Linked DNA regions of Homo sapiens: regions 1 and 2 are each linked to region 3. Evidence: chromatin loops called from intact Hi-C (ENCODE). Cell type or tissue: PC-9. All regions are shown on one strand.

Region 1 (8,000 bases), 61 kb before region 3:
TCCCTGGGCCTCCCAAATCTAGTCCATCCCAGGAGGCCAGGGCTGTAAACCCAGGGTTTTGTCTTCCCCATTTCCATCCCACAAGGCCTTGGGGGAAGGTTTGTCCTGAGGTTTGCCAGATTAAAGGCAATAAAGAGCCAGTCTGAGCAAGAAGAGGCCTTTTCTGGGGTCTCTGGAACATTCCTCCTGGTATCCAGAAACACGTGGCTAATGATGCTGACACCCAGGCAGGGCTTGGCCCTGGGCAATTGGGCCGGGGTCTGATCCACAATGACCTCCAGCTCAGGGGACATGTCACCTGAGAATTTGCCCTTCCTACAAGCCAAGACCCCACCTCACCCCACCTGCCGAGGTTCTCTCAGCTCCCCTGACAGCTTCCTTCTATCAGGAAAAGACAGGTCTTCAGCCCCTAGGAGGTTCTCAGCTCCCAGCCCCGCTGACAGCCTTCTCCTATTAGGAAAGAACATGTCTTCAGGCCCTAGGAGGGTCTCAGCTCCCCTTTCCCCTGACAGCCTTCTCCTATCAGGAAAGAACATGTCTTCAGGCCCTAGGAGGGTCTCAGCTCCCCTTTCCCCTGACAGCCTTCTCCTATCAGGAAAGAACATGTCTTCAGGCCCTAGGAGGGTCTCAGCTCCCAGATCCCATGCCTGACTAAGAGCAGTGGCGATGGAGCATGGGGCGTGACAAAAGGTCTGCAGGTGGACAGACAGAATGAATGGAGGGGCTGGAAGCAGGCAGCCTGGTTCCTGGTCCAGGAGTCTCTGTGAAACCATTGCCACTGACCTCCTCACTCTGCCACTTTCACTTTTCGATTGAGTCATTCCGCAGTTTGAACGTGTGCCAGACTTCAGCAATCACAGGAAGGATGAGAGCTCTTCTTGGCCCCAACTCTCCCTTTGTCCTCTGCAACCGATTACATTACACTCGGCTCGGCTAAACCAACCTGAGCAAGCGTGGGAAGGGTGGGTGGATGGTCAGTGTTCTGGAAGGATCTCCCGAGAGTCAGCAGAGCTGAGCTAAGGCCCCAGCTCCACCAGCACAAGCAGATCTCCCAGGCAGCTGTGCTGCCTCTGCGTCCCAGGAATACCTGTACTTTCCTGCCTCTCAGCCTTTGCTCAGGCTGGGCCTTCCACCAGACTGCCCTTCCTGTCTCCATCACTGGACCTTTCCTAGATATGAAACAGGTCCCGGCCAGAGGTGATGGCCCCTCCTCCCCTTCGTCCCCCAGTACTTGTGTGTGCCAGAAAGACCTGGATGGAGAAGGGGACTTGATCTTATAACATGGGGCCAGACAACTGATGTCCTTTCCTTGATCCTACAGCAAATCTGGGACAAAAATTCTATTACCCTCATTAATGAGAAAAGTGAGGTGCAGAGCATTTACCCCCCATGGCTCAGCAGGTGCCTGACTGAGGCAGCAAAGGATGGGTGCCGAGCCTGTCTGGCCCCTGCCCTGTCTGCCTTCCCTCAGTCAGTACCAGCCCTCGGTTTAGTTCCTGCCACTTCTTTATCCCACACGTGTTCAGTGGGAGCTGGTTCCTGGGGACTGTGCTGGATGTGGGGCACCCAGGGTGAGATAAGGCCAGCCTTGCTCCCATGCCTCCCTTGGAATGGTGTTGGAGGCCCATGCGTGAATAGGCACTCGCGTGCTGCCAACCCGAGGATAAGCCCCAGCCATAGTGGACAGTTGTGCTGGTTTCTAAAATCACCCCCTTCTCCCATGGGGTGTCCCATCGCCCAAGGACAGGGTGATGGTGACCCTGTCCTTGGCCCTGGTGCCATTTCTCTTGGCTCTGATTAGCCACTCTTTCCACGTTTCCATGCAGCCGTTCCAGGCACAACTACTGCATGCTCTGGGTTTGTGGGGGACACAGAAATGACTCCTTTCCTTTGTAGACTTTATTCCTTCACAGGCAACTGGAGGACTTGGGGGGCTACTTTCAGCTTGATGCCTACCCTCCCCGTAAGAACAGGGCCTATTTCCCTGGTTTACAGCTCTACCCTCAACAAGCCAAGCACAGGGCTTGCCCCAAAGAAGCTGCTTAACACACACTTGCAGAATAAATGGCTAAGAGTCGTGGTCTTTAGTCTCCAAGAGTGCATGGTCTAGAGGGATGACAAAATACAGACACATCCCTGGAAGAAGCAGCCGAGCCAGCTGGCATCACCCGCCAGGGCCTGCCAGGGCTGCTGCTGAATTGCTGGGACCTTGGTTTTGGCCAGCCATGGTCCTTTGGCTGGGGTCTGCAGTGGGGAGCTCAGTCAAGGGAGGAGAGAAAACCCAGGGGGCTTCCTGTAAGAGCTCTCTCGGGGGCCTTCCTGTAGGCCCAGAACCCTGGGCAAAATGAAAACACACAGCCTCCTGTTCAAAAAGCAGGAGGAAATCTTTATCCTTCCTTCAGAGTTATCTCTCTCTCTCTCTCTCTAAAGTTGTCATGGTGTTTTAATTTGCTATTTGATGTCACTCTCCCTTGGACATGGATGCTTACAGGGTGAGGACAGATGCAGACAGGAACTCAGGACCCTGCTGTGCAATTCAACATGCCAGGCACCTGATCCCAACTCTGACTTCCCTGCCCCTGAACCCAGGCCCCAGGGCAGAGGGCAGCAGTGATTGTCAGGTGAGGGCAGGAGGCATGGGACAAGTATCAACCTATAAACAGAGGCTTGGCAATAAAAAAGAGTCAAACTGTGTAAAATATGTGAAGGGATTTATTCTGAGCCAACTATGAGTGACCATGGCCAAAGGCACAGTCTCAGGAGGTCCTGAGAACAGGTGCCCGAGGCGGTTGGGTTACAGCTTGATTTTACATATTTTAGAAGGAGAGAAATTACAGGCAGAGACAAAAATCAATACACGTAAGGTGCACATTGGTTCAGCCTAGAAAGGTGGGACATCTTGAAGTAGGGGCTTCCAGCTTGATATGGTTTGGCTCTGTGTCCCCACCCAAATGTCATCTTGAATTGTAATCCCCATAATTAATTCCCATGTGTCTAAGGAGGGACCAGGTGGGAGGTGAATGGATCATGGGGATGGTTTCCCCCATGCTGTTCTCACGACAGTGAGGGAGTTCTCATAAGATCTGATGGTTTTATAAGTGTTTGACAGTTCCTCCTTCACACACCCTTCTCTCTCCTGCCGCCATGTGAAGAAGGCCCTTGCTTCCCCTTCACCTTTGACCATGATTGTAAGTTTCCTGAGGCTTCCCAAGCCATGTGGAGTTGTGAGCCAATTAAACGTCCTTCCTTTATAAATTACCCAGTCTTGAATATTTCTTTATAGCCGTGTGAAAACAGACAAATACACAGGTCATAGGTGGATTTAGAGATTTCCTGATGGCAAGTGGCTGACAGGGTTAAGCTCTGCCTGAAAAGTTGAAGTCAACAGAAGGAAATGTTTGTTGTTAAGAGAAGGGGGAATGTGGAAGCCAAGGTTCCTGTTATGTGTCAGACTCTCCTTAGTTAACTCTCTCCTGGATCAGGAAAAGACTGGAAAGGGAAAAGGATTCTCTACAGACTGTAGGTTTTCCCAGTAAGAGACAAATTTGCAGGGCCATTTCAACATAGGTACATTCTGGGGGTAAACTGCTTCGATCTCTTTCAGGGCCTGCTATCTGTCATGTGATGCTATACTAGAGTCAGGTTGGAATTTGGTATCTTATTGCTACAAGGAGTCTGTTTGGTCAGCCTCAGGATCTCTGTTTTCATGTTAATGCTGGTCAGTCATGTTGAAACTCCAAAGGGAGGGGGTATAATGAGGCGTGTCCAACCCACTTCTATCTTGGCCTGAACTAGTTTTTCAGGTTTACGTTGGAATTCCCCTGGCCAAGAGGAGGGACCATTCAGTCAGCTGGGGAGCTTAGAATTTTAGTTTCAGTTTACAGGCTCCAAGTCCCCAGCACATGCTCCACTCTCCCTTAGACTTTACACACAAGACACAGATTCAAAGATAAACTGCCAACTCCAGGGCACTAAACCCCAAGCCTAGGGCCCTGTTCGTCTATGGCCGAGCCAGCCCTGCCTCCTTCCACCCCTGCCTGAGGCCACTAGCCAGCTAAGGACCAAGCAAACCCATCCTGCTGTGGTGACGGGCTATGGCCTCCCAGAGGACACTTTGACTCCATGTCCCTGCGTCCTGGTATGGCTCCAGTGACTGTATATAAAAGGTGCTGTTGCCTTCATGAAGAGGGTGCGAGCTGTTTTCTTTTTTTGGCGTAGACACAGTCTGTCTATTTCACCTTCTAGTTCAGGTCTTCCACCCCTGCTGCTGTTGGTGTTCCTTTCTTATTTCCCTTTACCCTGGATCTTTCATTTAATTCTTTGAAAATATGCTATTGATGGGGCATGGTGGTGCACACCTGTAATCCCAGCACTTTGGGAGGCAGAGGCAAGTGGATCACTTGAGCCCAGGAGTTTGACACCAGCCTGGGAAACATAGTAAAATCCTGTCCCTACAAAACATACAAAAATTAGCCAAGCGTAGTGGTGCTCACCTGTAGTCCCAGCTGCTCAGGAGGCCAATGCGGGAGGATCACTTGAGCCCAGGATGTCAAGGCTGCAGTGATCCAAGATTGCACCACTGCACTCCAGCCTGGGTGACAGAGCAAAACCTTGTCTCAAAAAAAATAAAAAATAAAAATAAGAGAAGAGAAGAAAATCTGCTATTGGTGGTTTTTCTGTTGTTCAGACACTGGTTTATGCTCAGTGCTTCCAGGAATGACCCACCTGCCCCTCTCACTTTCATGTCTGCACCTGCCCTCCAGTTGTTTAAGGTTCTGCCTCTGGATTTTCACTTTTTATTCTTGTTCTTGCTTTCTCATGCTTTTTACATTCATGGAATCATTGATTTTTACCCAAAGTTTTGTGTGGTTATCTCCTTTTTTCAGTTTATCACTTTGATATGTAATTTCAAATTTATTTCAGCACATTGAGCTGATTTAACATTAACACACATTGAGCTGATTTAACATTAACACAACATTTCCCTTATTTTATTTTATTTTATTTTTTTTTTTGAGACAGGATCTCGCTACATTGCCCAGACTGGACTACAGTGGTATGACCTTGGTTCACTGCAACCTCGGCCTCCCGGGTTCAAGCAATTCTCCTGCCTCAGCCTCCTGAGTAGCTGGGATGACAGGCATGTGCCACCACGCCCAGCTAATTTTTTGTATTTTTAGTAGAGACAGGGTTTTGCCATGTTCCCCAGGCTGGTCTCGAACTCCTGACCTCAGGTGATCCACCGTCCTCAGCCCCCAAAATGCTGGGATTTCAGATGTGTGCCCCTGTGCCCAGACACTAAAATCTTTATTTCGATGTCTATTCCTGACAGATTACCTAAAAGATTAACTAAGGCTTACTTTACTTTTTTCTTCTTCCTTCCTTTTCATATTTTATTCTTTCTTTATAAATGTTTTTTGTAATGAATGGCCAGTGACTTGGTTGGAATAATATAACAAAAAATACCCCAAACTTCAGCAGCTTCATGTGATGAACATTTATCTCCCACCTCCCCTCACCCCCACCCCAGTGCTGATGTTCCTGGTGGTGGGGGCAGGGTGCTCTGCTCCACTCAGTCATTTAGGGATTCAGGTTGTGGGGACTCTGCCATCTTGGGGTGTGGCCCTAGGTCACACTGGATGATGTAAACTAAAAATTAAATGTTAAGCCCCTCAACTGACTGAATGGGCCTCTCCTCTCTGCCAAGAGAGGACAGGGCATTCCAAAGTTAACCTGAAAAACCAGTTCAGGCCGTGATGGGAAGCGGGGTCAGACATGCTTCATTTTACCCTCCCCCCTTTGGAATTCAGGCACAGCTGACCAGCATTAACATTAAAACAGAGGAGACCTTCAGACTTTTTGTAGCAACAAGGCATCAAATTCCAGCCGGACTCTAGTACAGCATCACACGACAGATAGCAGGCCCTGAAAGAAATTGAAGCGTTTTACCCCAAAATATATTTATTTGACATATTTTGAAATAGCCTTGCACCTCAGGTGATCCGTCCACGTTGGCCTCCTAAGATCCCAAAATGCTGGGATTACAGGCATGAGCCACTGCCCAGCCTAACAACATAAAATTTTAAATGTCCACCATGTAACCCATAATGATGTGGCCCAGGAAGTCCCAGGAAACCCTCAGCTCATGTGGAAAAGACAATCAACAGCCGCCAATACCTGGATGACCCGGATGTTGGAATTCGCTTATGAAAACTTTAAAGCAAGTGTTGCAGAAGTAATCCAAGAGGAAGAGGTGAACACTATTGAGTTCAGAGGAAAGATAGGAGATGTCAGCAAAGAAACAGAAGCTACAAAGAACCACATGAAAAATGCAGAACTTTCAAATGAAGTAATCAGAAATGTGAAAGCCCACTGTATGGGCTCAATAGTAGAACAAAAATGACACGGGAACGGGTGAGTGAACTTGAAGATAGACCAATGGGCCAGCCATGATGGTTCATGCCTGCAACCCCAATACGTCAAGAGGCTGAGGTGGGAGGATGCTTAAGGCCAGGAGTTTAAGACCAGCCTGGGAAACACAGCAAGACCCTATCTCTACAAAATAAAAATAAAAATAAAAATAAAAAAATTAGCCTGGTATAGTGGTGTATACCTGTAGACCCAGCTACTCTGGAAGCTGTGGCAGGAGAATCGCTTGATCCCAGAAGTTCCAGGCTGTAGTAAGCTATGATTGTGCCACTGTGCTCTAGCCTGGGCAACAGAGCAGGGCACTGTCCCTTTAAAAAAAAAAAAAGAAAAGAAAAGAAAGCTAAAGCAATACAATTATTCAACATGAACAGCAGTGAAGAAAATATTTAAAAATGAACACAAAATCCAATTGCCCTTCATTATTATTATTATTATTATTATTATTATTATTATTATTATTATTTGAGATAGAGTTTTGCTCTTGTTGCCCAAGCTGGAGTTCAATGGTGCAATCTCGGTTCACTGAAACCTCTGCCTACCAGGTTCAAGCAATTCTCCCATCTCAGCCTCCCAAGTAGCTGGGATTACAGGCGCACACCACCATGCCTGACTAATTTTTTGTATTTTCAGTAGAGACAGGGTTTCACCATGTTGGCCAGGCTGGTCTCAAACTCCTGATCTCAAGTGGTCCACCCACCTCAGCTTCCCAAAGTGCTGGGATTACAGGCGTAAGCCACCGCACCCAGCCACCAATGCCCATTCTTGATAAAAATTCTTAACAAACTAGGGATAGAAGGCAGCATCCCCAACCTGACAGAGTGTCTGCAAAACATCCACAACTAACTTGTACCCTATGGTGAAAGACTGGGTGCTCTCCCAGTGAGAGCAAGTAGAAAGCAAGGCACCCATTCTCAGTTTGGTTTACACTGACTAGAGGTCCTAGCAAGGGCAATTAGGCAAGAAAAATAATTAGAAGACATGCAGATTGTAAAGGGAGAAGTAAAACTCTCAATTTGGAGATGACACAAGCTTATATGTAGAAAATCCTATAAAAGCTACAAAAAATCGTATTAGAGCCAATAAACAGCTGAGCAATTTTGCAGGATGCAAGATCAATATATGAAGTCAGTAGGATTCCTGTACACAAGCAACACACAACCCAAAAGTGGAATTGAGAAAAAAATAGCATCAATACCATCAAAAAGAATAAAATACTCAATAAATTTAACCAAAGAAGTGCAAGACTTATTCGCTGAAAACTACAAAACATTGTTGAAAGAAATTAAAGGAGAGTTAAATAAATGGAAAGGTACTCTGTATTCATAGATTAGAAGACTAGACTTATTAGGATGCCCATACTCCTCAAACCAGCCTACAGAGTCAGTGTGGTTCCTATCAAAATTCCAATGGTGTGTTGCACAGAATGAATAAGCTGATGCTAAAATTCATGTGAAATTGCAACGAAGCCCAATAGCCAAACAATCTTTAAAAAAGAACAACATTGGGGCCAAGTGTGGTGGCTCACACCTGTAATCCCAGCACTTTGGGAGGCCAAGGCAGGTGGACTGCTT
Region 2 (8,000 bases), 73 kb before region 3:
ACCTGCAATGGCAGCAGCGATGTCCTTGATAGTGGCTGCAGCTGGCCAAGGTAGCAGCTTTTCAGTGGCCCCCGAACTGGGCCTGACAGCGTCTCCACCAGCAGACCCAGACTCGGGGTCAGCCCTGCTGCCGCAGCAGCCTCTGATGTTGGAGCATTCCTTGCATTTCCTCTCGCTCCTGCAGCCTTTCCAAATGCTCTGACCACTGCACTGGACTAAATCCCACCTGCTTGAAATTCTTGGATGGGTTTCTGCTTTCCAGGCTGACAGTGGGGCAGCATAAAATCAGGATTCTGTCAGAAAGAAAGAAGGGGGGCCAGGCAACGAGGGAGCAGCTCCCAGTCTCTGCCAGTCCAGCTCAAAATACAACTCACTCTATGAAAATGGAAGACCCAGGCCCACAGCCCACAGTTCTCATGGACTCACTTGCTTATTAGGAATGAGAGGCTGTACCTTGAACGGAGGTTAACCCAATTTACGGGCAAAACTTAAGGCATGCAATTTCCCTACTGTAGAAATCTCTAGAACGTGCCTTCACAGAATGTCAGGGTTCTTCCCCTTGCCATGAAAAATAGGAATAGAAAAAGAAATGTTTTTCCTATGCTAGTCAGCAGGGAAGGTGGCATTAGACTTGGGAACATGTCATTCCTCCAAATAAATCGGGCAATAATGGGGAAGTTAATTTCTTCAAACAGGTATGCTGTCTTCGTCCATTTTCTGCAGCTATAGCAGAATACTGCAGCCTGAATGACTTATAAAGAGCAGAAGTTTATTTGGTTCCAGAGGCTGAGAAGTCTAAGGGCATGGCGCTGGCATCTAGTGAAGGGTCATCCCATGGTGGAAGGCAGAAGGTGAAAGGGAATGCAGGAGACAGAGCAGGAAATGGGGCCAAACTCATGCTAACTCCTAGAAAGCTCAGGCCAAAAGGCTGAAACCACCAACCAGGGTCCCCAGTGAGGGCAGCTGGCAAAGAGAGAAGCGTGCAGTAGGGTGGGAGGGGGTGTCCAGCCAGGCTCAGCCCCAGGAACAGGGCAGATAGAGCCCACTCCTAGACCCTGGGCCTACACTCCTGGCCTCAGCCTCCCTGCAGTGTGTCCCAACTTGGCAGCCTTTATCGTTGTCACAGCAAAGTGTTGGCAGCAGGTGGGGCAGGGACAAGGGAGGCCAAGGAGGAGGCCACAGCAGGGAGGCTGCAGACCCCCTGGCTCACTGCTCACGGGAGCTAAGCCCACTGTCAGGTTCTGGGGCAGCCACTGATAAGGGCTAGGCTGTGATCTGAAAACTCCATGCACCTCCCTGACCCCGGCCTCCCACCCCCACATGCAGAGGTGGCCGCCGGCTTTCAGCCTCACAAGGCGAACCATCACAGAGCAAGACTGCTGCCACCGACGGGCCCAGAATCCTGCCACCTTCTGGGTGGTGCCGATTCCGGAACCAGGAGCTCTTCAGTGAGAGGCCGTGTCCTCCAGGTTCCAGGAAAGAGTGTCTGGGGACACTTCCTGGAAGGCAGCAGGCCCAGAAGCAAAGAAGCTTAGGCAGGAAGGGCCTGCAAGGTGCTTTCATTCAGCCCTGCGTGTTTTCTCACTCAGCAAACACTGTGTTTGGGCTCTGGGGGCAGGACAGAGAGCCAGTAGGTCATGGGTTCTGCCTTCTCCTGTCCAGCCCTGATGCCTGCCAGCTGTGGGGTTCAGGCAGCCACTCTACGGCACTGTGATGGGAAAAAGGAGGTACAAGCTGCTCATGTATTAGCAGAAGCTACCAAGCCCCCCCAACACACCAGAGACACGGGAGATGCGACCACTCCCTGGGCCCGCCAGTCAGCAGTGCGCAAGACGCATCCGCCAGATGGCACCGCGTCAGAAAAGAGCAGATGTAATGCGGGCTTCTGAGAGGGGAAGCAGTTTCTCTTGGGAGGAAAAGAAGGTGCTGGGCACAGGTGAGTCACCTGCATCTCCTCCCTGTGCAGTGGGGGGGCTGGTAAGGACAGGAATTGTGGATGGCCCTGCTCTGTAACTCCTGCCAATTTTCATGGTGTAAACACTCTCATCTTGGTCGACTCCAAGCTTCCAACCATGACACAATTGCCTCCCCAGAGGTCTGAGTCAGGGGTCTCCAGAGAAACAGAACCAATACGAGAGAGGAGAGAGGAGAGAGGAGAGAGGAGAGAGGAGAGGAGAGCGGAGAGAGGAGAGAGGAGAGAGGAGACAGATTTTTGTATGGGAATTGGTTCCTGCAGTTACAGAGACCAAGAAGCCCCACAATCTGCCGTCTGCAACCTGGAGACCCAGGAAAGCAGGTTGTATGACTCAATCAAGTCCCACAGCCTGAGAACTGGGAGCACCAGGTGCCAAGGACCGCGGGCAGGAGGTGTGCACGTCTCAGCTCCGGGAGGCAGAGAACCACTGCCTCCCTCCTCCGCTGCCTTGTTCCCTCTGCACCCATAGTAGATGGGATGATGCCGCCCACACTGGGGAGGGCCATCTTCTTTCCTCAGTTTCCTCATTCTAATGCTAGTCCCTTCCAGAAACACCTCTCAGGCACCCAGAAATAATGTTGCAGCGGCAGCTACCTGGGCACCCCCAAGCCCCAGTGAGTTGATGCATAGCATCAGCCTGCGCAAGACATTCCTGAGCGTGTAACAATCTGCCCTAAGGCAGCGGCCGACCCCGGCAACCACTGCCTGTGGGAGACAGAAGACAAACACCAAGCCTTGTTGGGCCCACCCCAGACAGCCCCAGGGTGTGTGTCCAGATGCGCCCTCTGCCCCCCATCTCCATGTGTGGGGCCTAACGTGTGTGTGGCACCAGTCATGCAGTTGCCTCTAGGGAGCCTGTCTAAACCATGGCATGTCCTAGACACCTCCAGGGGCCATGCAGCTAGAGGACAAGGAAGCTCACAGGGCAGGTCCCGCTGCCCCCAGAGGGAGTCCCTGCTTTTCCTTGTCCTCCTCCTGATCTCATGGGAATGAGACTCCCCTGCTCTGAGAGCCTGCAGGCTCTGCTAGGCCCTGGGCCAGACACTAGCCTCAACGCCACCTCATTGGCCATCTCAGCCCAAGAAAAGGCACAAGCCCATTTCACAGGTGAGGAAATAGAGGCTTTCAGTGTAACCGCCCAAGGGGTTCACCTTGCCTGCTGCCTAGACAGACCTGATTCATCAAGACAGGGGAATGAAAAGAGAAAGAGTATTTCATGCAGGGCCAGCTGTGCGGGAGACCAGAGTTTTATTACTCAGATCAGTCTCCCTGAGCATTCAGGGTGCAGAGTTTTTAAGGATAACTCGGTGAGTCGGGGGAAGCCAGTGAGCCAGGAGTGCTGACTGGTCAGGGGTGAAGTCATTGGGAGTGGAGGCTGTCTTGTAGTGCTGAGTCAGTTCCTGGGTGGGGGCCACAAGATCAGATGAGCTAGTTTATTGAACTGGGTGGCGCCAGTTGATCCATCAAGTTCAGGGTCTACGAAATATCTCAAGTGCAGATCTTAGGAGCCGTTCAGGGAGGGTACAACGAGGCACGTTTGACCCCCACTTCCTCTCATGGCCTGAACCAGTCTTTCAGGTTAAACTTTAGAGCAGCCTGGCCGAGGAGGAAGTCCATTCAGATGGTTGGGGGATCTTGGAATTTTATTTTGGTTTGCAACAGGCTACCAAATCCTCAAAATGGCCAAAGAGGGCGCCATTCACCCATTTTACAGGTAAGGAAAGAGATGCGGTGAACCTGAGGTCGCAGGACCCGTGTATGGAGTCCCAGCCTCCATGTCCTCATGGAAGCTCAGAGGCCCCCTCTCTGTGCCCTTTCCAGGGTCTTCGCCTGGCCTCCTCTTCCACACCCTGAGTTCCCAAACAACTTACCCCAAGAGGGGGTGTGAGAGATGATTAAAACCACCATCCTCTCACAGCTCAGTAAGCCAGGAGTCAGAAACCAAGGTATGGCAGGGCTGGCTCCCGTGAAGCCTCTGCGGGCAGGCTCCTTCCCGCCTCTCCCTGCTCCTGGTAGTCCCAGACGTCTCTTGGCTGTGGCCACACGGCTCCACTCCCTGCCTCCGACTCCGTGTGTGGCCTCCTCCTCCCTCTGTGTTGGTGCCTTCTTTTCTGTCTCTCATGAGAACACTTGCCATAGGATTTAGCGTTCACCAGATCATCCTGAAAATCTGAGACAGGTCTCAGTTACTTCAGAAGGTTTATTATGCCAAGGTTGAGGATGTGTGCCCGTAACACAGCCTCAGGAGGTCCTGATGATATGTGTCTAAGGTGATCAGAGCACAGTTTGGTTTTATAGATTTTAGGGAGACACAAGACATTGATCGACATCTGCAAGATGAATATTGGTTCAGTCTGGAAAGGCGGGAAGACTCCAAATGGGAAGGAGCCTTCCAGGTTGTACGTGGATAAGAGACAAATGGCTGCAGTCTTTTGAGTTTCTGATCAGCCTCTCCAAAGGAGGACTCAGATCTGCATTTATCTCAGTGAGCAGAGGGGTGACTTTGAGTAGAGTGGGAGGCAGGTTGGCCCTAAGCAGTTCCCAGCTTGACTTTTCCCTTCAACTTAGTAATTTTGGAGCCCCAAATCAGTCTCATCACATCTGCAAAGATCCTTTTCCAAATGAGGTCGCGGCCACAGGTTCTGGGATGTGGATGTATCTTTAGGAGGCCACCGTTCAGCCTATGGACTGCAAGCGTATCTTTCCAGGTACAGAAGGACAAGATCAGAAGTCACCTCTCCACCTGTCCCGAGCCGGATGCACAGCTGTCCCCTCTCCCCCTTCCCTTCACTTGTTCACCTTATCTTACATAAAATGTACATTTACTCAAAGTCTCACAAGAATGTCAGCATCTGCCTCACTGCCTACCCCTCCCGCCTTCCCTCTCCTTAAGTACTCCCTTCCCCTTAAATACTGAGTTCCCAAAACCTTCTTTGGAACGCGCAGGTCACAGATGCTCCTGGGACGTGTGTTTTCCTTAGGCGTGTCCTCACACTTTGGCTTGTGAGCCTCTACTGATTGAGACCCCTGCCCCCATCACTTTTTGGCTAAACGAGGACTCAGCTTCAGCACACGGAGGTGGGAGGAGTCCACACAGGTGTGTTATCCCATTAGCCGCAGAGTCCTGCTCTTACCCCACCCCTGGAAGGGAAGATTAGGCTGGAAAAATAAATATTCCTGGAAGGAAAGGCATGTTGGGCAGGCCAAAAGGAAGGTGGGGAACACAAGGGGAGGACGGAATGCATTTCATGAGGGGTGGCTGTGTCTCCTGCCAGGAATGCCCAGCAAGTCCTGGCCACCTGGGGGACAAGGCGGAGTTTCAGTGGGGAGGGTGGGGAAGCTGCGGTCCTCAAGGAAGCAGGTAGAGTGAGTAGGGGGCTGTTCTAAAAGGGAGGTCTGGGATGGCTTTGCCGAGAAGGTGATGTCGAACAGAGAACAGAGGAATCGAGAGACAGCACGGGGCTGTCCGGGGAGGAGAAGGACCCCCGTTGGGGACACCCTGGGATGGCCATGTGCCTGGTTAGGGCGAGGAATAGCAAGTGGCCATGGTGGGCAGGCCGGGGAGGGGGCGCCCCAGGAAGCGAGGTCACGGAGTTTTAGTTCTTCCTCCAGAGATGCAAAGCTTCAGGGGGCTTTAACAAAGCAGGGGAGGCTCAGAGGACCTCAGCGAGGCCGTTGCTGTAGTCCTGGGAGACACAGCAGATGCGGGCGCGGTCAAGGCCCTGGTGGAGTCCGGATGTGGCCAATCCCGCAAGCAGCTGGGAAAAGTCCTAAGGGAGCAGCCATCACAGGAAGCCGTGGGGCCGCGGTTTGCTCTCTAGGCGTTCGAGGAATCTCCAGCAGCCCTTTGGGAAGCAGTTATTGCTCTTTGCCACCGACCTGGGGCTGCCAGGACCAATTCCAGCCCCGCGTCCTGCAGACCCTGGTGCCCCCACTGCCGGGGACACGCTCAGCTCCACTCCCATGTAAGTGGGGCAGGAAGTGCAAGCCAACTGCCCTGGGGAAAATAACACTGGGGACAGTCACGCAGAGCAGCGTCATCGCCAGGCTGCCTGACCAAGGCGGTGCTGACCAGGATCTGGGAGCGAAGAGTCCCCCGTCCCCCACCATGACTGCGCACCTCCACCCACCTAGGCACCCAGAGTCCAACCCGGAGAATCGCCCTGAACGCTCCCTCCTCAGTGCCCCCAAGCAGCACCAGGCCCTTCTTGTGTTAAATGCCTCAGGTTCCGTCCCCCACGCCTCCCAAGAATTTCTCTAGATATGCACCCGGCCTCACTCCTTCTATTCTTAAATCCCATCAAGGATTCTCTGTGGCTTTTATAAGATCCAAACCCCACCGCGGGGCTTATGAGGCTCCATCTGACCAGGCCCTGTTCCCCTCTCTGCCCCCACTCCCATTCCTGCCACAGCCCCCCCCAACCACAGGACCTTTGCACTTGCTGTTCCCATCATGAGCCTACTAACTGCTCCCTGCCTAGCTATGCTGGGTCTCCTTCCAGGCCTCAGGTGACACCTCACTTCCTGACCCTCCAGGTCTGTTGGAGCCCCAACACAGGCTCTCCAGAGACATCCTCTTTCCCCCACTCCAGCACATGGCCTGTGTGATGTGGGCTGTTGGCAGCACAATTCACAATGGTGGGTTTAGCTCTCCTCTTACTGCCAGACTCCAGGAGGACAGGGGCCACACCTGCTTTCCCAGGTCAGGAACGGAGCCTGAGATGTGTTAAGGCTGAGACTGTTTATTTTAAACCATGGAAGCAGCAGCTGCTTCTGTGCAGAAAGGGATGGAAAGTCACCTTGAAGCTTTGCCCTCTCAAGTCACCTGAGCAGGCTTCCTGGGTAATGGAGAGGTGGGTGCTGTTTACCTCCTGCCCTGTGGGAGGGGTGCAATAGAACCTTTTAGGTCCCTGTATTAGTCCGTTCTCACACTGCTATAAAGAACTGCCGGAGACTGCGTAATTTATAAAGAAAGAGGCTTAATTGACTCACAATTTAGCATTGGTGGGGAGGCCTCAGGAAACTTACAGTCATGGTGGAAGGCGAAGGGGAATAAAGACAACTTCCTCACAAGGCGGCAGGAGGAAGTGCTGAGCAAAGGGGGAAGAGCCCCATATAAAAACATCAGATCTCACGAGAACTCACTCAATATCACGAGAACTCACTCAATATCACGAGAACTCACTCAATATCACGAGACCAGCATGGGGGAAACCGCCCCCATGATCCAACCACCTCCACCTGGTCTGTCCCTTGACATGTGGGGATTATAGGAATTTTGGGGATTATAGGAATTATGGGGATTATAATTCAAGATGAGATTTGGGTGGGGACACAAAGCCTAACCCTATCAGTCCCCCAAGGTAGACCCCAATACTATCCCTTGCCAAGCTGGGGGCTCGCAAAGGAGGTGCAAGGTGCATAAGAAACCCAAGGCCTTCCAGAGAAAGGGCCTGCACCCTAGGGTGTGAACAGGGTCATCGAGGGGAAGAACCGGAATGACAGGTGGACATCCAGGTTAACAGGAGCCGGGTGCTAGACAGGAATGCCGATGCTTCTGCCCTGGGCTGCTTCGCAGGCTGGGGTCAGGGCAGTGGGGACAGCCATGAGGTCGCAGAAGCCCATCGCCTCATGCTTTAATCAGTGACACTTCCCCAAGGGACCCACAGTCCAGGAGGGGAGGAAAGTGGCTCTCCTGGTGCCTTGGCAGGGCAGGGGCGGGGAAGTGGGTGGTTTGGATGCGGAGGCACCTCCCCACGCATCCTGCGGTTCATGGCCTGTGTGCCCTGCCTGTACCAGCTCCAGGGGCCTGGGGGAAGAACCCCAGTGTAGTGTCCATCACAGCCTCACACTTCTGGGCTGGGACTCACCACACTGGCCACTCCCTGTCCAGGGCTGCCAACCCATGCAGGCAGGGTCCATGTTTTGTCCCTTTGTCCCCACAGCCTTGCACACCACCAGCCTGACTCAGTGCTAAATGCATGAAGGAACTCATGACCTCAGAGCCCAAGGAAGTGCGTGCGTG
Region 3 (8,000 bases):
ACCCCAGAGGCCTCAGCAGAGCTCCCTTGTGCCTCACTAGTCAGAGCTGCAGCTGCTCGACAAACTGGGGCCTGCCCCAAAGGGCCACGGAGCGCCAGTCTCCCAGTAAGATGAAGGGTGGACACTTCCAGGGCCAGGCACCTCCTGGCACATCCTCAGCCTGGGATCTGCGCTCTGGGACTGACTTGGAACTCAGAGGGCAGGGTCTGGGCCCGTGGCAGCGCCGCCCCGTGGTGCTGCAGAGCTGAGGTGCCTTCAGAGAAGATGCCCATTTATTCTCACTGCTCAGGTGTGATGAGTGCGGCGCTGCCACGGAATGCCACACGGCTGCTGCCAATAATCAGGCAGATATACCCAATGGAGAGGCACCAGGGTACACTGCAGAAAGTCAACGGCAGAACAGTGTGGACTGCATGTGACCTTTTGTATAAAACCATAGAAATAACTTTAAATAGAAACATCGGGGGTCAGACGCCATGGCTCGCAGCTGTCATGCCAGCACTTTGGGAGGCTGAGGTGGGAGGACTGCATGAACCCAAGAGTTCAAGGCCAGCCTGGGCAACATAGCGAGACCCCGCCTCTAAAATTTTAAAAGTTGGCCAGGCATGGTGGCGTGCATCTACAGTCCCAGTCACTTGACAGGCTGAGGCAGAAGGATGGCTTGAGCCCAGGAGTTCAAAGCTGCAGTGAGCTATGATCTTGCCACTGCACTCCAGCCTGGGCGAGAGATCAAGACCCTATCACTTCATAAAAATAAAAGAGAAACAAATCAGGATTTTTTTTTCTGGAAGGACTAAAAAGGACTGCTGCAGTATTTCTGGGGAGAGGGTCTCATGGAGGAGGGAGGAAGGTGTAGGTCTTACCTTTGTCATCTGTGATATTTACATTTTTAAAGCCCTGTCAACAATTCACTTAGGATTTTTTTTTCATGCCACTTAGAGTGGCCCATGTCAGGAAATTATGAGTGTTTTTATTCTCTGTAACTCTAAAAACAACCTCAACATAGCAAGCCTGACACCTTTTTTAAAAATACCAATCTGGTGGATCCCTGCTCCAGAGCAGCTGCTCTCCAGTGTGGTGAGAAACGCTGGCAGATACGGTCTTACTTCTCGAGGAGCCCCATCCTCTTCACAGATGTGGACATGGTGGGGCAGGCGTCGGACAGCGCCCTGGGAAGGGCCTGTGCAAGGCAGCCTCAGCCGCTCTCCCCCAGGAGACATTGTAAGGATCCGTGCACAATCTTTATGATATGAAGATGCTGCGCACGTTTCAAGCGGCTGCATCTGAAACAAGCCAGGCAGTCAGCTGGGGGCTTCCGAGTAACTGTGGCTTCTCTGGCGTGTGATGTTTATGAAATACGGTTCATCACTGTGAGGATGTGGAGAAAGCTGGGAGGAGGTGGGCTGAAACACAGCCAGAGCAGAGACCACAGCACTGACGACTGCTGGGGAAGCTCTCCTTGGTTTGGCCTCCCCAACCAGGCCTCGGCTGGCAAGGATGCAGCTCATGAAATCTTCTTCCTCGGGGTGGTCCGGGGTGGCCGCAGCTCCGCAGGCCCATGGGCAAACGGGCAGCAGTCCGTGGACAGAGCGCAGCCATCAGGGTGATGCATGAAGAACCAGCAGAGGCGGGTTTTGCAGGCTTCAGAGAGCAGTCTCTGTTTCGCTTCCGGTTGCTTTGTCTTCCACAGTGTCTCCTCTCGCCAGTCGCGGATGTGAACTCTCCCATTCACAACTGTGGTTTGGAACAGAGAAGACACACTGAGAAGTAAACCTGAAAGTTCCTTAATTCACCAGCCTCTCTTTAGCTCCCACGCCACGGGAGGTGCCAATCCAGGGTCAGGGATACAACCGGAACACAGCCTAGAGTTCCTGCTGGTCACAGTGAGTCTGCCTCCAGTGGGAGTGACTGAGGTATGGGATGTGTCTTCAGGCAAGGCCGGGGAAGGTGAGCCCTGCGGGAAGTGAGCGGCAGCCCTGCGCAGACCCAGGAAGAGCATTTTAGGCAAAGCAGCAGCAAACCCGAGTGTCCCAGGACAGACTGCACCAGGACTGGCCACATTCGAGGGACAGCCAGAGGGGAGGGCAGAGGACAGAGCTGGGTCCCTTGTGGCCTCATCATTGAGGCCACCGACCTTCCCTCTGGCTGAGAGGCAGGTCCTGCAGAGCCACCATTTTAGAAGGATCACTTGAGTGGAGGAAGGAGGGACCACGGTGTGAGAGCCGAAACACGAGAAAACATCTGTGCTGCAGCCCCGACCTCTGAGGACTGTGTCAGCATTACGGGCAGAAAGAGGGGCAAGGCGCAGGTCCCTCCACGCAGTCTAAGGACGGGGCTGGTGCAGGGCAGCCTCTGCTCCTTGGTGCCGTCCCGGTGCACTGGGTTTACATGCGCCTCCCAACCGGAGCCCCTCCAGGTGCAAGTGTGGAGTAACAGAGGCCAATGAGCTCTGGAACAGGAACACGAAGGGGGACCTGCCTATGTGCAGTAGTTTAGATACCCCCTCTGAAAGTGCCACTGGGACCCAATGGCCAGGGCTGATCTCCAAACTGGGGAGCTGGAGGGACATCAGAGTGGGGTGGGGCCAGGAGAGGGCTGCTGTGGGCCCGCTCGTCACCTGGGTCCCAGGCCTCGCAGGCCTCCTCTAGGCTGCCTCCTGACCCCGCCGCCCAAATTGGGCCGAGATACCCCCCTACGCTCCCATTTGGCCGTTTCCTTGTGGGAATCCAACAACTCCCCGTGAAACATGGCCAAAGCAACCACCTCCTTCCTGGTTCTCGCTGGAAGCTAGGAAACCGCTCACGACAGAAGGCTCGGGGGAATAAAGGAGCCTCAGTGAGGAAGTCTGGCTCACCGACTTCCAAAGAGAACTTGAAAGTGTAGGAATTAAAGCTCGAATTCTGCCTTCAAATCACCTTGTGTGTGGCAATAACGAGCCTGTGTGCTTTTGACAGACTGATGTTTTACAGTTTCCCCTGAAACTAGAGAAATGAGCCCAGAGAACGGCGCCACAGTTGGGGGCTCACCCTCACAGCCTGGCTGGAAGCACCGCCAAGGCCAGGCCTGACCCTGTTTGCCCTCCCACGGCTGCCTCTCTGTCTCGCCTCCCAACATTGGAGCTGAGGTTTCTTAACCTGAAGTCTCCTGTTAAGGCAGTCCCGCGACACTCTGCCCATGTCCCCACAGCAGCACCTCCTGGCGCAGCACAGAAGGGCACATCCTGGCCACTGAGGGACCTGGAACCCTCTAAAGGGTGCTCAGGAGGAGCCCCAGGGGCCAGAGCTTCCCCCCAACTCCCCATGATCCCAAACAGTGAGGGGCCTCTGGCCTGATGCCCTGACCTGTCAAGAGAATGGGGGGTGGGGGATCACTGAGGCCAAAGGCTGAGTACAGATTCCCCTCAGAGCCAGCCTCGGCACCCCCTTCCCCACCACAACGTGACAGGCCAGCTGGCGGCAGGCCCTCCCACGCGGCTCCGGAGTTAAGAGCACACCCAACCATGTTTTGGAAGCAGGACCTGCAGGGTGTCTAAGGACTGAGGAGCGGGCGCTGATGATAGAGATGAGGCTCCCGAACGGCGCAGGCAGGCTCCAGGCTGGCCCAGCCTCACTGACCCACTCCCCGTGTCTACAACCCTGGACATGGCAGGTAGCTCCCGGCCGCCCCTCTTAACACCTGAGCCCCCATCTGGCCAGGTGCCAGAAGGGGCGGCCTTCCAGAGGCACTTGCTCTAGCCAGCTAGAAAGACAACCAACAGCTAGAAAGACTCTCCTCCTCTGGAAATGTGCTCCTCATTTTGAAATGGAACCACAGAGCCACAGTCTGCTCCACCCAAGTTCCTGCCGCCTCCTCCCTCCTTACCGTGCGCATCCCCTGGGACTCTACCTCAGCACAGGAGCCGCCATCTCCACCACTGCTTCTGACAGCAGACAGACACTCCCTTTCACCAAGTTGCTCTGAGGAACGGGTTGAGGATTACAGTCCTCGGATGATGCCATAGGCTCAGGGGTGCCAGTGCTGGGTCAGACCTGGCCCGGACTGTGGCGTGGCCTCTCCACTCACTGGGAGACATCGGGCCGGCGCACTGACCTCTCTGAGACTTGTCTACATGTTCAAGGAGGAAAGGCCTGCTCTGCCATGAGTGCAGGATGAGATGAGGCCCCGCGTGTACCCGGCAGCACGGTGCCAGGCTCCATACCAGCCAGCATGGATGCAGCGCGCCGCCCCTTGGCGGCCTCAGGAAGGGGCAGGGACAGAGGCAGGGCTGGCCCTTGTGGCCCTCATGGGTCATGCTCAGGGCTGGCTGACCTGAAGCCATCTGGAAACATTTCCAATTCCTCACTCTCATAAACATTTTCTGAGACTAGCCACGTTAGCTTAAAACAAAACCTAAACCTCATACAGAGATAAGACCCAGCTTCAGAGCATAGTTTTCGCATGACTGGAGGAGAATGTTTATTTGGAACCCAATTCCCAGGCCTCCTACTCAGAAGCGTTTCCAAAAACAAGTTTGCCCCCCCAGGGTGACCTGCACAGAAAAACACTGACATACAAGCAGACTCATCATGGGTGAAAAAGACAGTATTTCAGGAAACCAACAAAAACAAGTGTTGGGAAAGACAGAAAGAGGCCCCGTGGAGGTGGGAAGTATTCTAACTGCCTAAAGCTCTATGCAAGGAAGAGCAGACTCCAGGCAGCAGGCCCAGCCCAGCCAGCAGGCCCAGCCCAGCCAGCACTGCAGGCCCAGTGTCTACTCTGGGGGCAGCCTCAGGGACACGCTTCTGCGCCTGCCCCGAGAAACACAGGCTCCAACCATGCTCACCGGCCCCCCACCCAACAGCAGCTCTCACCTAGAGAGGCCAGTTCAGCTGAAAGCCAAGTTCAGCTCTCCAGGAGCAGGCAGGCACACAAAGGCAGTGTGTGTGTGTGCACAAACCCACACGCTTGCACTCTTGTGTACACATGAGGAATGGCACACACACCTGTGCTCTCTCACACACCCAGAGAGCCAGACACTGTACTGCACCTGATCCCCACGGCTACTTCATGGGCAGGGGACCCAGAAGCTAGGGTGTAAGCCAGGCCACTCCTTCCCACTGTGACTTCGGTGTCATCCCTACCCATCAGAGGCCCAGTCCTTTTCCTGGTCATGGCGGCTGTAACCCGACCAGCTCCCACTCTTACTCCTCCCAACCCTGGCTCTTTGCAAATGCTGTTCGCTCTGCCTAAAGCTGTTCTCTGTTCCTGACTCCTCTTTTCCTTCCAGGCCCAGCTCAAGTGTCATTTCCTAAGTAAAGCCCTCCTGAGCCCACTCGGGCCAGGCCAGTTCTCCCTGCACATCACAACTCACAGAAATGTGTGCTTAGGGCATGGTGGTGACACAAGAAGACACCTACTATTCTTAAAGATGCACGTGGAAGTACTTAGGGGTGAAATAGCATGCTAGCTAGAATTTGCTTTAAAATACTTACAGAAAGAGGAAAAAAAAAAAAAAAGCGCCACAAAGCAAGTTATGGCAAACTCCCCAGCCGCTGGCGCTGGTAAACCATGGCTCCCTGCCCTGTTCCTGCCCCCTCTGTGCACACCTGGAAGCTGCAGATGATGGAAGTGTGTACACCACTGGCACCTGGGTGAGCACCTGCTACATCTCCCCCCTCCCTCACTGCACCACCGGCTCCAGAAGGCCAGGGATGTGTCTGCCTTGCTTTGCGGGCTGAGTGAATGGACAAGCGGGTGGAGGGCCCTCCTGCCTCCCCATACCCTGGCAGTCCTGGAGTCACAGGGCGTTGGGGAGCAGGGGAACTGGGTACCAGGACCTCCGCCTGCCCAGGCCCGTGGGGCGAGGGCCACAGGAGTCCAGGCCTCCGCCTGTGGGGCAGGGCTCACTCTTCCCACTCCCCACCCTGGCTCTGTGGCTCAGGATGCTTTCAGTTTGCAGCAGCTAAAGATGACGCCAAACAATGACCCCCAGCCAACAGGGGACCGGCCAGCGGCTACCCGACTTGCTCTGTCCTGCGTGGAGCAAGTGGAGCTGAGGCGTCAGCAAGCACAGCATAGGGGGAGAGAGACCAGCCTGGGGACATCGCATGGGACGAGGTCCAGAGGAGCAAGGAGGGAACGGGGTGACCCACGTCCCACCCTGAGGTCAAATGCCACCCACGTCAGAGCTGGGTGGGGCACCGCGGAACTTGCTGCTTCTGTCAGATTCTTCAGTGAGTCTAAACCACTCTAAAATAAAACATTATTTAACTGAAAAAAGGGGGAAAAAGAAGGAAAGAACGGCGGGGGAGAGGCGGACTCCGTACCTTGGAACACCTGGTGGCTGTTCCGGAGCAGCGTCTGCAGGCCCCCACACTCCCGCTTCAGCCTCCGCAGGGTCTCCGTGTCCAGCTCGTTGGCTACTTCTGCCAGAGATAGGCTCTCTGTGGAAAAACGGGTTTTTTTTTTCCCCAAAACAACAGCAAAATATTACGAACCTGTCACACAGGCAGAAACAGTCCATTTCAGTTCCATACACTCACACGCGTTATGCACTCCAGCACGAAGGACGATTCCATCTCACCTAACCCACACCACACCGCACCAAACCGTGAGGGCCGTGGCGTCCCCACCCAGCTAAGGTGGCACAGCCTGACAAGACGCAGCCCCACACATGCCCCATGCCCGCACAGGGCCAGGCGTCAGGTGATGCTGCCTGCTCTGGGTGGTCACCTCAAGCTCTTCTCACTGGTGACCCATGAAGGGGGGTGGCTGTTTGGAGCCAGGGTTTCTCAGACTAAAGAAGGAAGGCCAAGCTGGCAAGCCTGGGGCCTGAGCCTTCCCAGTGGCTGCTCCAACCATGGGGCAGCCAGCCTGGCGCTACCGGCTCTAGGGTGGCCAGCAAGGCCATGCTAGGCACTAAAAAAAGGAACAGCACAGACACCACAGTGATGGTCTCTTTCCCATTCGAATTTCTGCTTTGAGAGCCTGCAGGTATTTCAAAATGCTCTAATCAGAAAACCTGGTGACATTAAAGTCATTTATTACCAAAACATCAAATTGGATATGAATGAAAGCTGGTTTTCCTGCATGTATTTGCCAGGAACTTCCTATCTGCCAGGTGCTGCACCTCACATCTTATCCACACCCTCCCAAGCTGCAGGAGAGCGGAGGAGACGGCGCCTGTCTGTATGCAGCTGAGCCTGTCAGACCCCTACGGATCAGGACACCACACTCCTGACCCAGGAGCCTGGTGCTGGCAGCCGCTGTCGCAGCTGCTGCGAGAATCCTGCCCACCCAGCCTGGCCAACCTTCTGAGTCCACCTCTCGGCTGTCTCAAATCCATTCTGAGAGGAGCGGGAGTGTTTTAAAAAAGATCACATATTGTCCCAGTCAGCCTTCCCTGTTGCCCCGGCTCTGGCCCAGCATGGACTCCATAACAGGGAATCTCACACTCAGCCATGGGTGCCTCCTGGCCTGGCATATCCGGCCTCTTGGTTTCTCATCCTTTGACGTGTGCGGTCTTGACTCCTAGCCAGGCAGGACTTGGAGCCTCTTGAGGGCAGGGCCCTTTCCTACCCTATTTCTCAGCAGTGTCCCACAGGGACAGACGCCGAGCTAGGATGGGTGAGGTCCTGGAGACAGAGCCACACATGGCCCACAGGCACAGAAACGCAGAGGTGCCTGCCTGAGGACAGGCTGGGTGGGGGCGACCAAAGGCCCTGAAGGCCGCCTGTGGGCGGGAGGGAGGCAGTGGGCTGAGAGGCCAAGGCCACGTGGAGAGTCCCTAACAAGCCCCAGACCCACGGACACCCATCTGGAGGGGACGGGGGTCCAGAGCCTGTTAGGTGCCCTGATTCCCAAGTTCCAAGGCGCAGGCAGGACTGAGCCCACCGCTCACCCATCCCCGCTCTCCATCTCCAGGTCTGTTCCTCCTTCCTCCTCACCCACCGAAAGCCGTCCATCCCAGGCACAGCTGACATCTGTGTGCCCGTCATCTCCTGGGAATTTAAAGGTCAAAC

Evidence for each region. A loop is a pair of places that touch in the nucleus more often than their neighbours do. Peaks named below come from ENCODE experiments on the same cell type or tissue, not always from the same donor. Only the 100,000 strongest peaks of a DNase experiment are listed, where the experiment ranks them.
Region 1: a loop joins it to region 3, with 7 times the contacts of the local background. A loop is called at or near these places in 30 of 110 quality-filtered maps.
Region 2: a loop joins it to region 3, with 6 times the contacts of the local background. A loop is called at or near these places in 30 of 110 quality-filtered maps.

Annotation. Positions count from the first base shown.
Region 1 is chr4:8,530,200-8,538,199 of GRCh38, reverse strand. No RefSeq gene overlaps it. Among named protein-coding and RNA genes, the nearest start is that of GPR78, 46 kb to the left of the region's middle. RefSeq lists enhancers at 3,805-3,944, 4,025-4,164. In PC-9, no CTCF peak of the experiment used is centred here; DNase peaks (open chromatin) are centred at 829, 3,789 and 5,729; H3K4me3 peaks cover 1,208 bases; H3K27ac peaks cover 5,346 bases.
Region 2 is chr4:8,542,912-8,550,911 of GRCh38, reverse strand. No RefSeq gene overlaps it. Among named protein-coding and RNA genes, the nearest start is that of GPR78, 33 kb to the left of the region's middle. RefSeq lists an enhancer at 5,702-6,389. In PC-9, CTCF peaks have their summits at 1,803 (motif pointing right) and 3,696; DNase peaks (open chromatin) are centred at 1,941, 2,301, 2,671 and 3,421; H3K4me3 peaks cover 1,388 bases; H3K27ac peaks cover 4,270 bases.
Region 3 is chr4:8,469,506-8,477,505 of GRCh38, reverse strand. TRMT44 (tRNA methyltransferase 44 homolog) reads right to left here. Exons shown (of 11, transcript NM_152544.3): 10 at 6,306-6,422; 11 at 951-1,734. The coding sequence ends at 1,505. Among named protein-coding and RNA genes, the nearest start is that of TRMT44, 33 kb to the right of the region's middle. RefSeq lists an enhancer at 5,593-6,241. In PC-9, no CTCF peak of the experiment used is centred here; a DNase peak (open chromatin) is centred at 4,475; H3K27ac peaks cover 1,689 bases.